2 separate regions of the Homo sapiens genome follow, and region 1 is linked to region 2. A link is a contact called in ENCODE Hi-C or POLR2A ChIA-PET data. All regions are on one chromosome and are shown on one strand. The core of a region is the stretch at or near the end of the contact, and the rest is flanking DNA. Distances in the headings are between cores, read along the strand shown.

Region 1 (7,045 bases), core at 4,437-6,936, 250 kb before region 2:
CACAGTCCGGTCCCTCTGCTGCAGGTCTACTGGAGTTTGCCAGAGGTCCCCTCCAGACCCTGTTTTCCTGGGTATCACCAGCAGAGGCTGCAGAACGGCAAAGATTACTGCCTGTTCCTTTCTCTGGAAGCTTTGTCCCAGAGGGGCACCTGCTAGATGCCAGCTGGAGCTCTCCTGTGTGAGGTATCTGTCGACCCCTGCTGGGAGATGTCTTCCAGTTAGGAGGCACAGGGTTCAGGGACACACTTGAGGAGGCAGCCTGTCCCTTAGCAGAGTTTGAGTGCTGTGCTGGGAGATCTGCTGCTGTCTTCAGAGCTGGCAGGAACATTTAAGTCTGCTGAAGCTGCATGCACAGCTGCCCTTTCCTATTTATTTTTTAGAGACAGGATCCTGTTGTCACCCAGGCTGGAATGCAGTGGCAGGAACAGAACTCACTGCAGCCTCAACCTTCTGGGCTCAAGCAATCCTCCCTTTTCAGCCTTCCGAATAGTTAGGACCAGAGATGTGCATCACCACACTCAGCTATTTTTAAATTTGTCTGGTAGAGATGGGGTCTCACTGTGTTGTCCAGGCACAACCTTTCTCTTTCCTCTTTCTAAAGGCATCCTGCAATGAGATACTATGTAGCCAGTAAAAGGAATGAAATACTTTTCCCATAGTAGCAGATGGAATGTTAATTTAAAAACAGAGTTGCACAACAGTATGCTTCCAAGGATCCTATGTCCTCCGTCTCCTCCTGGGAGTGCAACTCTGGTGTCTTGGTTTCTAGGCCCTGGGTGTTGGGTCCTGGGGTAGCATCTCCAGGAAGGCCCTGTGGTTGTCTGGGCAGCTTGTGTGATGCTGGGCTGGGGTTGGTCTTCAGAGCTGGCCTGGGTGACTGCTTCTTGATTTTCTCATTTACTGGTTCACACAGGTGCAATCAGACAGTCGTCAGCCCATGCCCTTCCCAGGCCACGTTAAGTGCAGGTGGAACAGGCCATGGTGGGAAGGGGCTTTACTCACTGTATTAGTTCCTGCAGGTGCTGTAATAGATGGCCACAAACCCAGCAGCTTTATCAGGACTTTATTATCTTACAGGCCTGGAATTTAGAAGTCTGAAGTCAAGGTGTTGGCCTGGCTGTGCTCTTGCCTGAGGCTCTAGGGAAAGGACTTCCTGGCCTCTTCCAGCTTCTGGCAACTTCTGTGGTGCTCCTGGGCTGTGGCCATGTCTCTCCAAGGCCTTCTCTGTCTTCACAGGGCCTTGTCCCCTGTGCAGGTCTGGATCAAAACTCCCTTGGCTTCCCTCTTATAGGATACATGGCATTTAGGGCCCTGGATGACCTAGGATACGTTCCTCCTCTCAAGGTCCTTAATTACATCTTTTGCTATATAAGGTAATATTCTCAGGTCTTGGGGTTTAGATGAGAATATAACTTTGGGGGGTTACTATTCAACCCACTACACCCCTTGATGTAACTGAGGACAGACGTCAGATATTGGATATTAGAGGAGTGTCAGAAACACAACCCACACAAACAATTGCCTTGAAACACACAAGTGCAGCAGTGAGTAGATCCCAGGTAAGTTTTGTTTCTCTTTGCCAGGTGCTAAGTCACCTGGACTGAATTACTCCATGCAGCTCTGACCCATGTGTGTGCCTGTTGGGCCAATTCAAGATCTGTTTGCTGGGTTTGTCCCCAGAGATTCCTCAGGCCAAAGACCCACAGTACTGTTTCAAGGAGTGTGTAGATATGAGGGTGCCAGAGTGTGAGAGTGAAAGGCCTGGGCTTGAGTTCTGGTTCAACCACTTACTAGGTAGGCCTCTGTCCTTGGACAAGACAACTTGCTGCTTGACTTTTTAATCTGTAAAGAAGACAAGAATAATCACTACCTTTTAGGATTGTTGTGAGGATTAAGTGATAAAATGCATGCACATTCTACCTTAACTCAGCACAACGCCTTCAGGTGAGGATTCATGGCATGGCCCAGGAGAGGAGGGCTGCAGACTGGTTGCCTCCTCCTGACACCTGCTGTCCATGGAGCAGTCTGGGTCAAGTCTCAGCTCCCACTCAGTTTCCAAGCTCAGTTCAGGAAGTTCCAGGGATTCAGTGGGCACCTCCTATCTTCTTCTACCCAATCTGAGAAAGTGGCAAAAATTGGGAGTCTCTGTGCCGAAGGTGAGAAACTTGCCTCCAACAGAAGACAGATGGCCCATGATGCAAGATGATGTCTTTCCTGTGTTTCTTGTGTCCCTAGTACACAGACACCATGACCTACAGAAGAAGAGGCCAGAGCAGGGTGTTGCAGAGACATCAGCTCTCCATCTGCACCCAGATCTAAGGGTCAGTGCACTGAGCAGGAGCAGCTCCCTTTGGACTCAGATTGAGGGATCACAGGTGTTCAAGATCCTGGGTGGCACTTTGGGAGGCTGAGGCGGGCAGATCACCTGAGGTCAGGAGTTTAAGACCAGCCTGGCCAACATGGCAAAACCCGTTTCTACTATAATAAAAATACAAATTAGCCAGGTGTGGTGGCACGCACCTGTAGTCTCAGCTACTTGGGAGGCTGAAGCATGAGAATCACTTGAACCTGGGAGGCAGAGGTTGCAGTGAGCCAAGATTGTGCCACTGCACTCCAGTCTGGGAGACAGAGCAAGACGCTGTCTCAAAAAGAAAGAAAAAAAAAAAGGTACTGTGTTAGCCCCAACCCAAGTGCATTCCCTGTCCCCAAGCACTTTTGTCTTGGGACACTTGGCCATCAGACTTGCTATCCTCACCATCATCATTTTGAAAATGCAACCATGTTAATAGACTCCATGGGAAATGCAGTCTAGGCAGCCTAAGAGGTAGCCCAGCTCCTTTTGACTCGCACCTCTGGCTCAGAGGCCTTCTGGGAGGGGACTCTTCCTTTCTACCACAACCTGCGTTTGCTCATGTCCCCATCCATCCTGCTTCACGCAGGCCTCCAGCCAAAGCTAAGATGAAATGAAACCAACCTGACTGGTGTCAGTACACAAAACCTTTGGGGATTTTTACTAAATCCAGCTGGGATCTGTGACTTATTTATGAACTCATATGGCTCTTTCACTTCTCTGTCTTTTGCCAAATTGCTGACACGTTCTTAAATTATCCAGTTTGTTTTTTCTCTTCTTCTCTCCTTCTTGGGAAGATAAAGTCACAGGCATGTGGTCCTCCTCTGTTTATAACAGTGATGGCTCTCTGAGCCACCGTCACCCACCCAGACCACAGCTCTTAGGAACACAAAAGGCAGAGCTTGAATAGGGGGAGTTAAAGGTGTCTTCATTTCATCTGTGTAGCCATGTAGGAGAAAATTTTGTGGGAATTAAAGAAATCCTGAGCCAGCATTTGTGCTTGTATCGGATGATCTCTCATGGACCAAGCAGAGCCAGAAAACTCCCAGTTGCTTCAAACGCTGACATGATGGCAAATATCGAAGACTGGTTAATCCAAGAGCCAAGAACTGTTTTATGGCTCAGAAGTGGAATGTAGCTTTGGTGACAGTGAGCTTTTCCTGTTAAAAGTGTCCCAAAAGATTTGCCTGTGGGTTGTCATCTGAACTCCACCCATGTCCTCCTCCCCCACCCCATCTGGAAGATGCTTACTAATGCATCCCAAATTTAGCACTCCTGCAAGGCTCAGACTGGGGCTGATTAATGCATCATAACTTTCAAATTAAAGGCAGAAATGCTCCATCTTCCTCCTGTATCTACACAATTACTCTGTAGATTGCTTGCAAGGGGACATCAAAAGGGGAAAAAAAAGCACCAACCTACGACATTGTAGTTGGGATTGTCACTTCCTAAAATAAAATGCTCATTTGCCTTACGTAAGTCCATTATCACCCTGTGCAAATTCACTCTAGATGTTAGAATGATTAGCCATTGTTCATCTCCACATTGGGTGTATTAACACGGTCCCACTACACGCACTGTCCAGACTGTGTTGGTTTAAAGGAAGTCCACAAGTTCTTGAACACGCTCTTCAATAGGCAGACCCCTTCCCTGACATGTGGGTGGCCTTAGTGACTAACTTCTGACAAACAGAGAAAAGGCAGAAGTGATGGGGTGCAACTTCAGGGAATGAGTGTATTCATTTTCTGTTGCTGCATGATGAATTACCAGGAACTTATTCTAAACTTCGCAAATGTATTATATCACAGTTCTCTAGATCACAGGTGCCGTATGGGTGGTCTTCTGCTCAGGGTCCTACAAGGCTGAAATCAAAGTGCTGGCCAGGACTGAGATCTCAGCTGAGGTCTGGGGCCCTCTGCCAAGCTTAACAGGGGCTAGGAACACTCTCAGCTCCTAGAGGCTGCTCTTGGGGTCTTGGCACCTGGAACCCTCCATAATATGACCCTTCGCTTCTTCAAGGTCAGCAGGAACTTCCTTGGCTTCAAATCCTTCTGATCCATTTTAAAGGATCCCCTGATTAGATCAGGCCCACCTAGGATAATACTTCTGATTAACCCAATGTCTACTGATCACGGATCTTGATTGTAATATTCCTTCTGCTGTATAATGTAACATAATCATGGGGGTGAGATCGCACCATTTGTGTAAGTCCAGCTCACACTCAAGGGAAGGGGATTGCACAGGGTGTGTACGCCAGGGGATGGAATGTAGGGAACCATCTCAGAAGTCATCAGGATCTCCTGCTCTGGAGAAAGCCAGCTGCCATAAAGTGAGGACACTCAAGCAGCCCTGTGGAGAAGTCTACATGGATGGAAGGAGGTCTCCTATTAGCAGTCATCCAGAACCCAAGGCCTCCAGCCAACAGCCATGAGGGAAGCCATCCTGAGAGCAGGTCCTCCAGCCCCAGTTGAGCCTGCAGATGATCCAGCCCCAGCCGACGTCCTCACTGCAACCTCTTGAGAAACCAGAGCCACAACCACCCAAGTGAGCTGCTCCCAGATTCCTGATCCTCAAAGCCTGTGTGAGATAATCAATTTTTTCTGTTTGGAGATGCTATTTTCTAAGGCAACTGGTTGCACAACAATAAATAACTAATACACAGCCTTTATTCACTAAAAGAGTAATTAATAACCATGGGAAAAAGGTGCATCGAAACATGAGAAGAGAAATCCCAGCAAAGGTGCCTTCTTCCCCTCTCTATCTTCACAGGCAGAGCTCAACTCTGGGCCTTGTCACACCCCCAGTTATGCTGTGGTCACCACTGGATCCCTTCCACCTCTGTAAGGGCGCTGAGCCATCCTCCCAAACCTCCAGTCTCAACCCAGTGCCCTGCTGCTTCATCCCAAGTTTCTCCCCAGTGTTTTCCCTGGTTCAGACTCATAACTCATTCTACTCCAAGTGCCAAGCTCTCCAGCCTGAATGCCCTTCTCTGGACTCATTGCTTTTCTTGCAGTGGCCTTGTCCCTGCTTGTGCCTTCAAGCTGGGCTGTGAGCTGGGGCTGGCTTGAAGGCCACTCTCAGCCTCCAAGGGGGTGCAGCTGGGGCTTCTCGGCCCTGGGCTTAAGGCCATGGCTACAGTCAAGCCATTTCCCAGTAGGAAGTAAAGCACTTAAATCTGGGTTGTTTTCTTCTCAAGCTGTAAACTCAGCACTAGATGACAAATCGCAGCACCCCCACATCCTGCCTGCCTGGCCTCCCACGCCTCACTCACGTGGCAATCTCCAGATAGTGATGGGGATTCCCGAGGGCATGCAGGGGCCAGATGCCCACTTGTGCCCTGTGCCTGGGTGAGTGAGGTGTGCAAGGTGGGCCTCTGTTCTGCTGCCAGCCCAGCCAATGATGGCAAGGACAGAGGGTTCAAAGCTCTGACCCCCATTGTAAACAGGGGGCAGAGGAGCCGCCCACCTGAGCAGCATCAGATCCATGCAAAGTGCCAGGTGGAGGTGAAACACAGCCAGCGACACGACTGTTGGTATTTCGGGTCAACTCACCTTGAGCTGGAGGGAGCAGTCAGCCTCCAAGAAGGCACGACGTGACACAGTCCAGACCCCTTGCCCGCCTCTGCTGGCCGTGAGTAATTGGCACTAAACACGGGATGCGTCTGGGTTTAATCTAATCTGAGCTCAATTACTTGACTCCGCTGATGGAAACCCGCCCAGGCTCCAGTGCTTCAGTGAAGAGGGCGCTGAGGTCGCCTGCTCACTGCAGCCTGGGGTCCTGTTCCTTCTGCTGGTGCAGGTGTGCAGCTCTGATACGCAGCGCCTGATGGGACTGCAGGGACAACTCCAAGAGCAGGGTTCTCTAGCTCACTAGGCTTCTGCACTCATTGTTCACCTGAACCCAGGGCACACGTGGGTGTGGGAGGGATGCAGGGGAGACCATGTCCTCAAGGTTTGGTGCCAAGATGGGGGCCCCAAGGCACACACACCTTGGTTGGTCCCTCCCTCATCACTGCTATGGAACAGGGCTTAGCCCACGCACCGGGAGAGGCTCCCATAGAAGCCCTGGGAGAGACCCAAGTCCTGGGAGAGACCCAAGTCCTGGCTCTGAGCCACCCTCTGCTCCCCACTTTCCTTCCCATCTGCGTTTGATTTTCTGAGGCCAGCCTGTATCTCACAGTGGGAGCCATTCCTCTCACTGTACACAGACGCCCTGGGCCTGGCTGGGGAGTCCCTAATCCCACCCCATGAGCCTCTTTCTGCCTTGTCAGGCCCACTTCTAGCCCATGCTGTTGAGGCATCTCTGCTCCATCCAGTCCGCCCTGCACTCAGCAGCTCTTGGTGTGGAACCCATCCAAGTGCGCCCCGGGGCTGTTTGGATGTGTGGGTTCCCGAGTCGGCCTGCCCTCAGCACCCAGCTGCACAGGCTTGGTGGTGGCGGCAGGGTGAGAGCCCTCCCCACTGGGTCTCCTCTGTATCTATGGGAATGGGCTGCGGCTGCCTACAGAGGAGCTCAGCCCATCCCCATCTCAGGGCTCAGGCTGGGTCTGCGGGGCGCAGGCAGGAGAGTATAGGCCAGGGCTTTCCAGCAGGAGGTGAGAAACTCCCACAAGGACACGCTCTGCTGCTTCTGGGCCAAATAGGCACATCTGGGGAGGAATGGGCCTGCTCGCTGGGAATTCCCCCTGAATTCCCT
Region 2 (7,540 bases), core at 140-2,639:
CCAACAGGCCACTGACAGAATACCTAAAGTCAGCTGCTTTCCAGCAGGCTCAGACCCACAGTCCTGTCATTTATAGCAATATCATGTAAAAATATATATATATTTTTTGACCTTCGGTGGTCAACGCACTCATTTATACTTCTAGCTGTGTGTACATTGGGCATCAGCGGGTATGGGCATGCAGGTAATCACTCATTAGAGGGGCAAGAGGAAGGTAAAGAACAACCAGCTCCTGAACACATTAAAGCTCTGTTGGGGTCATGTTGTATTTCATGAATCCAGACCCATGGCAAAGAAGAGTTTGCCATAGCCAGTTACAAATTGTTTCTTTTACAATGTTCATTCTTATCAGCAGTTCATGGGAGGAGTGTCTCTACCGCAACCCACCAGGGCAACCCCACACGTGAAGTCAGCATTTAAACATTGGCCAGGGATGCACCAGACCACCCAGGCTCCCACAAGCTCCCAGCCCGGTGCCCACGCTGGCCAGGCCTGTGCTGGCTGGAGCTCTGGGACCTGGATTGGGGCCGCCAAGATGCTTTGAGAGGTCTGACATTACCACTTATTTAACCATGCTGTTGAGGGTACAGGGCCAGAGTGTGGTCTCCATGGCAACTGATTGCAGCATTGCACATATCTGGAGGGAGAAGCACATTTTTAGATGGATGATAGAGGAGGTGGTCTGAGAAAAATGTCCAGATTGTTTAACTCTTTTGTGGCATTGGGAAACTTATTTAAACTTTGACTTCTTTTCCACAAAAAGGAACTATAGATGTGTACATGGATTTCAGTGGAGATTGGTAAGAGCAGTCTAGAATAGTATTTACCCTCTAGAATAGAGGAGGATAATTTGGCAAGGGGTGGCTTCAGTTTCTGAAATTGGCTCCAGTTTTAGAAATGACAGAAAGCAAATGACATCATCCCGGTGGCCTGACAAATACCTTCAACTTATTCCATTATTCTACTTAGCTCTTTAATCTTAAACAAAAGATGGCTAAAACTGTGACTTTCATAGAGTTCCTCCATGGTAATACTACATATGGGTCACTCCATTTCCTTCCTGGGCTAGTAAATACCTCTGCTTTTATGGTGAGGACTTCTGCCAGCTGTAATGAGCTCCCCTGCGTTCCCCAGGGCTGAGAGCAACTGTGTTGGCCCCTAGTGACTCAGCTTCCTGTGCACCTGGTTTCAGGTCTGAGCCCTCAGGGAGCTGACCTGGGGGAAATGGCTCCTCCTTCATGAGATCAGCATGGCTCCTCATGCCATGAGGGGCAGGCACCAAGGCCTGCCCAAGTCTCCTCTGAGCTCACAGAGGGCAGCCCCTGACTGGCTAAGCCAGCCTTATGCCCCATCATGATCATCTGGGCACAGAGCCTGGCCTTCTATGACAGGGACAGAGGGCTGCTGCCAAGAGCTCAGTCCTGGGCTGCTGTCTCTCTGCAAATGGGGAGGAAAGATGTCCTCTTCCAGCCCGTGGAAGCTGGGAAACCTAGCAGATATTCGAATGAGTTCCTAGGACCTAGAGAGCTGATAATCAGGGCTCACAGCTGCTGAACTGAGCTCCCAAGTAGAGCCTCAGCCCAGGTTGGTCCAAGAGTAAAAACAAAGCAGTCCAGAAGACCTAACTAACAGGGAGCTTAAGGGAGCAAGCTAAACTCTACAACACCCTAGGAATTAATACCCAAAATATACATCATGTTAAGAAATAGCTAAAAGCAGTCATGTAGAATTTAAATCTTATCTCACACCTCTTGGAGTAAAATCAAGGTCAGATTTTACTCTGACTTTACTCTTAGATTTTACTCTTCCTCTGTCTTACAGCAGCGAGAGAACTCTGAATGCGCTTGATAGATACAGATGGATATGATTGGTCAGGAATTTGGCAGAATGTCCGTAAGATCAATTGCATGTAGTGCATTGAAAATGCTATGTTCTGGGGTGGAACTGCCTTATTTCAGAATATATGATGCTTGAGGGCTTACAATTATCTGAAAGAAAAAACCCCAGAAATAAGATGTCAACAACTTCATTTTTGTAACCCATATTGATGACTGTGAAAAACTCTTTGGCATCAATAAAACTTGAGTGATTGCCTTTTCCAATTGTCCAAAATGAGAAGCAGACCCAAGCAGGCACATTTCTGCCAAGGGAGATTTCTCTTAATTATCCCTGAACCTCACTGGCTGCAGGGCTTGGTAAACAGCCGCAGCCTCTGCTCTCTGTAACATGACCTCCTGTATAGCACACGCTCATGTGCACAGGCATCTGCACATACATGCACAAAATGCACACCTAAGAAGAGAAACCAGCAGGACCAAACTGGCTTGGAAAGATGACGACGGGACTTGCTAGGTAAGAGTGTGGGCAGAGCACAGGATAGATGACAAATCTTTGCCAAAAGTTTTATAACATGGGACCCAGTTCGCTAAGAGGTCCTCAGCCTCCGTGTTTAGATAAATGAGGGTTTAAATTACTCAAAAGTGACTTGCCTTCTAAAACCACACAGAATTCTTTTTTTTTTTTTTTTGCAATAAAACCTCAAGACTCCCAAATCTCAAAGAAGCAAAAAAGCCATGTCCCTGAGGACTAAAATAGAAAGAGAAGGAAGCGGCAGCCAAGAACATTATTTCCAGCTCACATAGGACCACCCCTCTGTTTGCATACCCGTTATGACTTGGAAAGGAGGTTAAGGGTCCAGTTTAACCCACCAACATTAATATTTTGAGGCCAAGTGGCATCTTCCTGGAGTGGGGGCCGAACAGGCCCGTGGAGAGCGTGCGTTCTTTCTGAACCACGACAAGGCTGCAGTGCCTTCAGTGCTTAAATCCAAGGAGCCAAAGATAATTTCCAAAAGACTGTGCTTTCTAAGGGCAGAAGGTGAAGGGAACAAACAATGCTCCATCTCCCTGAGGACTGGGAAGATTATTAGGTTACCATTTCAAGACAGGAACATTCAGACATGATGTAGTATTTGGACTCAAGAGTGGAAGGCTGAACCCAAAGCAAATCAGTTAAGCTTGAATGTTGGGGAAGTGATTTCTCTTCTCCCAACTTGACTATTTTCTCCCTGTGTTGATTCATTGCATCTACAAACCTTAACACTTTTACCACGTGACTGCTATTTTTCTCTCTATCTTCCCAAGTCCCCTCATTAGAAACCACTGTTGGCCAAACAAGCTAATGAGCGGGACTGTCCTGGCCAAGCCACAGGAGAGACAATTACAGACTTTGACTGCAGGCCGCACACTCACTGGTTCTCATTCTAACCTCCATTCTCTTCCTTCTTTATCCTCCCTCTGTTGGGGTGAACATTTGGCATCAAATGAACCTAGGTACGGTTCTGTGCGCTCACTAGTGCTGACAGTGTAGGCAAGAAACAACTTTCTGAGCCTGTTTTCTCAGATGGGAGATACAACCCACCAGGGTGAGAATTAAATGAGGTGGTTAATAAGGGTAATGCCGTTAACCCACCAGCCCTGAGCTCTATTACACCAGCCCTTTAAAAGCAGAGAGCTTGCCCTGGCTTCCCTGTGGCGTGGGTGGGTACAGAACTCCCAGGGGCTTGTTTCACCAAATTTCCCCACAAAGCCCTGCATAAAACGCCATTGTAGGGCCCAGCTCTGTCTGAGAGAGCCTGTCAGGACAGTTCAACAGCCTTGTTTCCAAATAAGTAGAAATATGAAACAGGCTGGTAAACTTTTGTTTAAAATCTGACCTCTTTTTTAAGATGACCATTGTTTTCCTAAATTCACTTTCCTTCCTTTGCTTCCTGTCCATAAAGAAAGTTCACACTCACAGGCTCGAAACACCTCACAGCATGGAATGCACATGATGTCACCCAGGAGGACCTCTACAGGGGAATTCCAAGTCAGAGCCATGCCACCGTGAGAAGTCACCACGAGTCTTGGGCCACGTGGGTCATGTTCAGATGCTCTGGGCTGACCTGTGAGCCCGAGAGAGAGAGAGAGAGAGAGAGAGAGAAAAGAGGCCACAGAAGGCTCTGTCGCTGATGGGCTTTCCAGATGGCGATTTAAATTATTCTGAGTTGTCTGAAATAACATTGCCCTTACTGCTTTTATGTTTTTCTTATATACTTTTTAATTCTAATAGATAAAAGGCTTTTAAATGATTTTCCATAAAGGTATAAAATTACCCCTGCAAAGAGAAAAAATACTAACGCATATAAATAAACATATTCTGTTTACAGTTTTTTGATTGAAGGAGAGGTCAGGGATGCTTTGATTCCTTTGCAACCCCTCCTCCCTTCATTTTAGAATGTGCCGTCATCTTCTCTTTCTGCTTCCTTCCACCTTTGAAATGCTCCCACATCACCTCTTTGCTGATGGTGTTCCCTGCTCTTCTCTTCCCCCAAGAAGAATTAGTTCTTCCCTGTTGATGGCTTTCTAATTGTTTTATTTACCCCAGCTACAGTATTGATTACTCCCCAATTATTTGCATAAACTCTACTTCTCGACCCACTCAGCTACTTCATGGAGACCTATAATGCTAATACCATAGGAAAGCTTCTGGTCCTGGAAATTAAAAAACAAGAAGTTGAGCCCAGAAACCACACGGCAGGGAAAATGTAGAGTGTGAGAGACAGGGCTGGTGGTGGTATGGGTTGATCTAGGCAGTGGGTGAGTGAGTCTTTCTCAAGACAGTTCATTGAGGGATTTGGAAAGAAAGCACAGGTGTCCCACTGGCTATTAGGCATGCATGTGGATTTGGGCGCCTTGGTCTGGTGGGGTAACACTCCTCACATCACACCAGCTGGGAATAAGTGGGAATTACCTTCTCAGTCTGGAGCTCTTTGTAAATGTTTGTACTATTCTTTCCATGAAGGCAAAGCTAGCGAAGAGGGACAAAACCGTGGCCCCAAGAGACACTCTTTCCTGGGAAGGAACTTGAAAGAGGGAGGTTCTCCAGGGCTGCCTGCAATGGTCTCTTCATCCATCCAACCAACTTGAGTTTAGTCAGCACCAGTTGTGGGTTAGGGACAGTGGTAAGTTCTAGGAAGGGAGGGCAGATTCTCAGACCTCTTTTCTAGAGGAAGATGAAAGAGGTCTTCTTGACAAATTTCCCAAACCCAAAGAAGAAAGTAGAGTGAAAACAAGTGAGGCAGATGGGGCGAGGACCCCCAGTCGCAAATCTGGGTTTGTCATAGTCAGGGCAAGAAGAGCAGGTCCCCCTGGCAAGTCCTGACTGGGGTTTCTCTGGGGGCAGTTCCCAGGAATACAACCAGGAAATGATTATCTCAGTGTTTAACCCTAAATGTGGGCCCCAGCACTGTGAGGAAGAAGGAGAGCCAAGTCAGGTGTGACATTTGCACATAGAGTCACTGCTGGGGGATTGTGTAAGCAGGGAGGTGCCTTAAGTGGGTGCTGGTTTTCCCCAACCCACAGAATGTGCACAGTTGGGAAAGAATTCCTCCACAGCGCTTGTGACACAGAAGCCAAAACACTTACTTTTTTCAAAATGAATGTGTTGGGAAGCTGGGAGAAAGAGAGAGGCTGGGGACAAGAGAGAGAGGAACTGATTCTACTCCATTTGGGGAGGAAAGAGTAGAGGGTTCAGAGAGGAAGAAAACATCTCGATAAACCTAGAAGGGGGATATGAGCGTGTCACCTGGAAAGGGAAGGGCAAGAGCAACCTTGGCAGAGAAAACTCCATGAAGTGTGGCCAGAGCACAGGCTTTGAGAAAGACACTGAGAAATAAGATCAGACAGGTGGAGAGGCTACACCTCAGAGGGCCGCGCAGGACGCACTAGGACGTTGTGTTTCTTTGGATAGAATGATCTCCCTTAACCTTCAAACTCCTTAAGGACCCTGATCTCCTATCCCCTAAGGGTCTTAGGTCATAGCCTAAAGGGAACCCCTGTGCACATAATTTATTTTAAATATTTTTAAATATTCCAGTTTTATCTTCTACTCTGTAAGTACGTTGATATTTGTTTTAATGTTCAAAAATAGTTCTAAGCTTCACGTAAAATGGGTGCTCCAGAGTAAGACAGGACATCTCCCAGGAGTCTTTTGGTGCCCTAGAACCCAGGGAAGTGCCCCCAGGGGGTCACGCAGCTCAGCCTGAGAAGAACGGTTACATGCAACCCGGAGTCCTCGAAGCATTTTAAGAAGCAGAGTAATTTTAGTAAATTAAGAAGCCACCTAGGTTATGAGATTTGGGGCTGATGGGCAGTGGGACAGTACAAGAGGCGTCAAAGTGGAGACTGTCAGGGCCTGGCAATGGTGGGAAGGGGGGCGGGGTGCAGGAAAATGTTCTCCGCTTGGGAGCAGTGAGAGAACCGGGAAACAGCTGTAGAAAGGGAAAGGAGAGGCGGGGGGCTGGTGCCAGTCAAAAGAGGCATTTACAATACCTACTGCCCCTGGCAAGGCAGGCACCAGCCACAGAGCAGATGCCGGCCAGGGCACCATGCTGATGTGTGTCAGCAGCTGCGTGCCCAGGCCGGAGAGCTCGCAGTGGAGATGGGGGTGGGGGGACACCCACAGAGTGGCCGCAGCACCGCAGGTTCTCCGGAGCTGTGGAATCGAAATACGAGGTGTAGGTGGCCCCTGTAATGCTAATGGTGTAATGCCGGCGAACGGGAAAAATGACTTCTTGATAAACGTGGCTCTGCCCTTCACACGTGCTTTCGTGGGAAAAAAGAGAAACACCAGGGCACTCAGGCGCAGGTTCCTGGCCGGCCGGGGCATGCGGGTCAGCGAGAAGCAGCGCTGGCTCCGACACCCGCTTCATAAACTCGGCGCATGTTCACGCTTTGCACAGTCACCCTCCGTGAATGCGGGGTCATTTACCTTACTTTTCTGTAGCGGTAAAGCTAACCCAAAAATATAAAAACAAAAGAAAATAAACAATTCCTTTCCCATTAGCTCTAAACGCTGATGGGGAAAGGAGGCGCAAAGGCCTGTCGGAGCCCTGCCCCACGACTTTAGGGTTCAGCAGCTGCCAATTTACCCCGAACAGCGGACTTCCAGAGCCCGGGGAGCGGGGACCACCCAGGCTCTGGGGCCCTGCGGGCTCCTGCCCCAGCACAGCGTTGGGAAGGGCCTGGACCTGTGTCCTTACACTCACGGTGGAGGAGCAAGGAACACAGGGTGCTATCTGACCGCAATCAGGGCCTCACGTGCTTTTGCCATGCTCATCTCCGGTCCCCTTCTTCCTGGTCCTTGAAAAAAATGTAAGCTCAGGAAGGGGAAATCCCCGCCAAACGGCAGCCCAGCCTCTGCTTAGAAACTTCGGGCCACAAGGACTTCAGTTCCTCCAGGCAGAGCCCGCAGTCTTTCGACATTCCTGCCTATGTGGTTTTCTTTCTGCATAGCTCCCCATAGTCCCTTTGGAGGGACCAAGGAGCAGTGCGGCATCTAGGCGGCTCCCGGAGTTTTCTTAGTGGCAGGATGCTGCCAATGAAGGGACCCTCCCCTGACTGTGGAGACGTGGGACCTGAGCATGTTATACTTTCTGAACATCATCTCGGAGCCCTTCGCGTTCAGGTGGCTGAACACTCTGCCCCGACCATTGGTTTCT

The links. A loop is a pair of places that touch in the nucleus more often than their neighbours do. ChIA-PET counts read pairs that join two places held with the same protein, here RNA polymerase II (POLR2A). Pooled maps may share reads with other maps.
Region 1: a map with no recorded cell type shows a loop between it and region 2 (7-fold over the local background). The contact joins two enhancer-like sites. A Hi-C loop is called at or near these places in 4 of 37 single-sample maps with no recorded cell type and 2 of 50 pooled maps. POLR2A ChIA-PET finds 5 or more read pairs at or near these places in 1 of 52 experiments (BJ).

What each region holds. Positions count from the first base shown.
Region 1 is chr10:44,260,452-44,267,496 of GRCh38, reverse strand. No RefSeq gene overlaps it. Among named protein-coding and RNA genes, the nearest start is that of LINC02881, 29 kb to the left of the region's middle. RefSeq lists enhancers at 2,908-2,967, 5,292-5,421, 5,522-5,601, 6,612-6,671, 4,660-6,844. Within about 2 kb of position 5,686, at least 6 of the 41 ENCODE cell types and tissues checked have a DNase peak (open chromatin) inside an H3K27ac peak, as active enhancers do.
Region 2 is chr10:44,004,793-44,012,332 of GRCh38, reverse strand. No RefSeq gene overlaps it. Among named protein-coding and RNA genes, the nearest start is that of LINC02659, 96 kb to the right of the region's middle. RefSeq lists enhancers at 1,437-1,516, 3,647-3,966, 5,953-6,526. Within about 2 kb of position 1,389, at least 5 of the 41 ENCODE cell types and tissues checked have a DNase peak (open chromatin) inside an H3K27ac peak, as active enhancers do.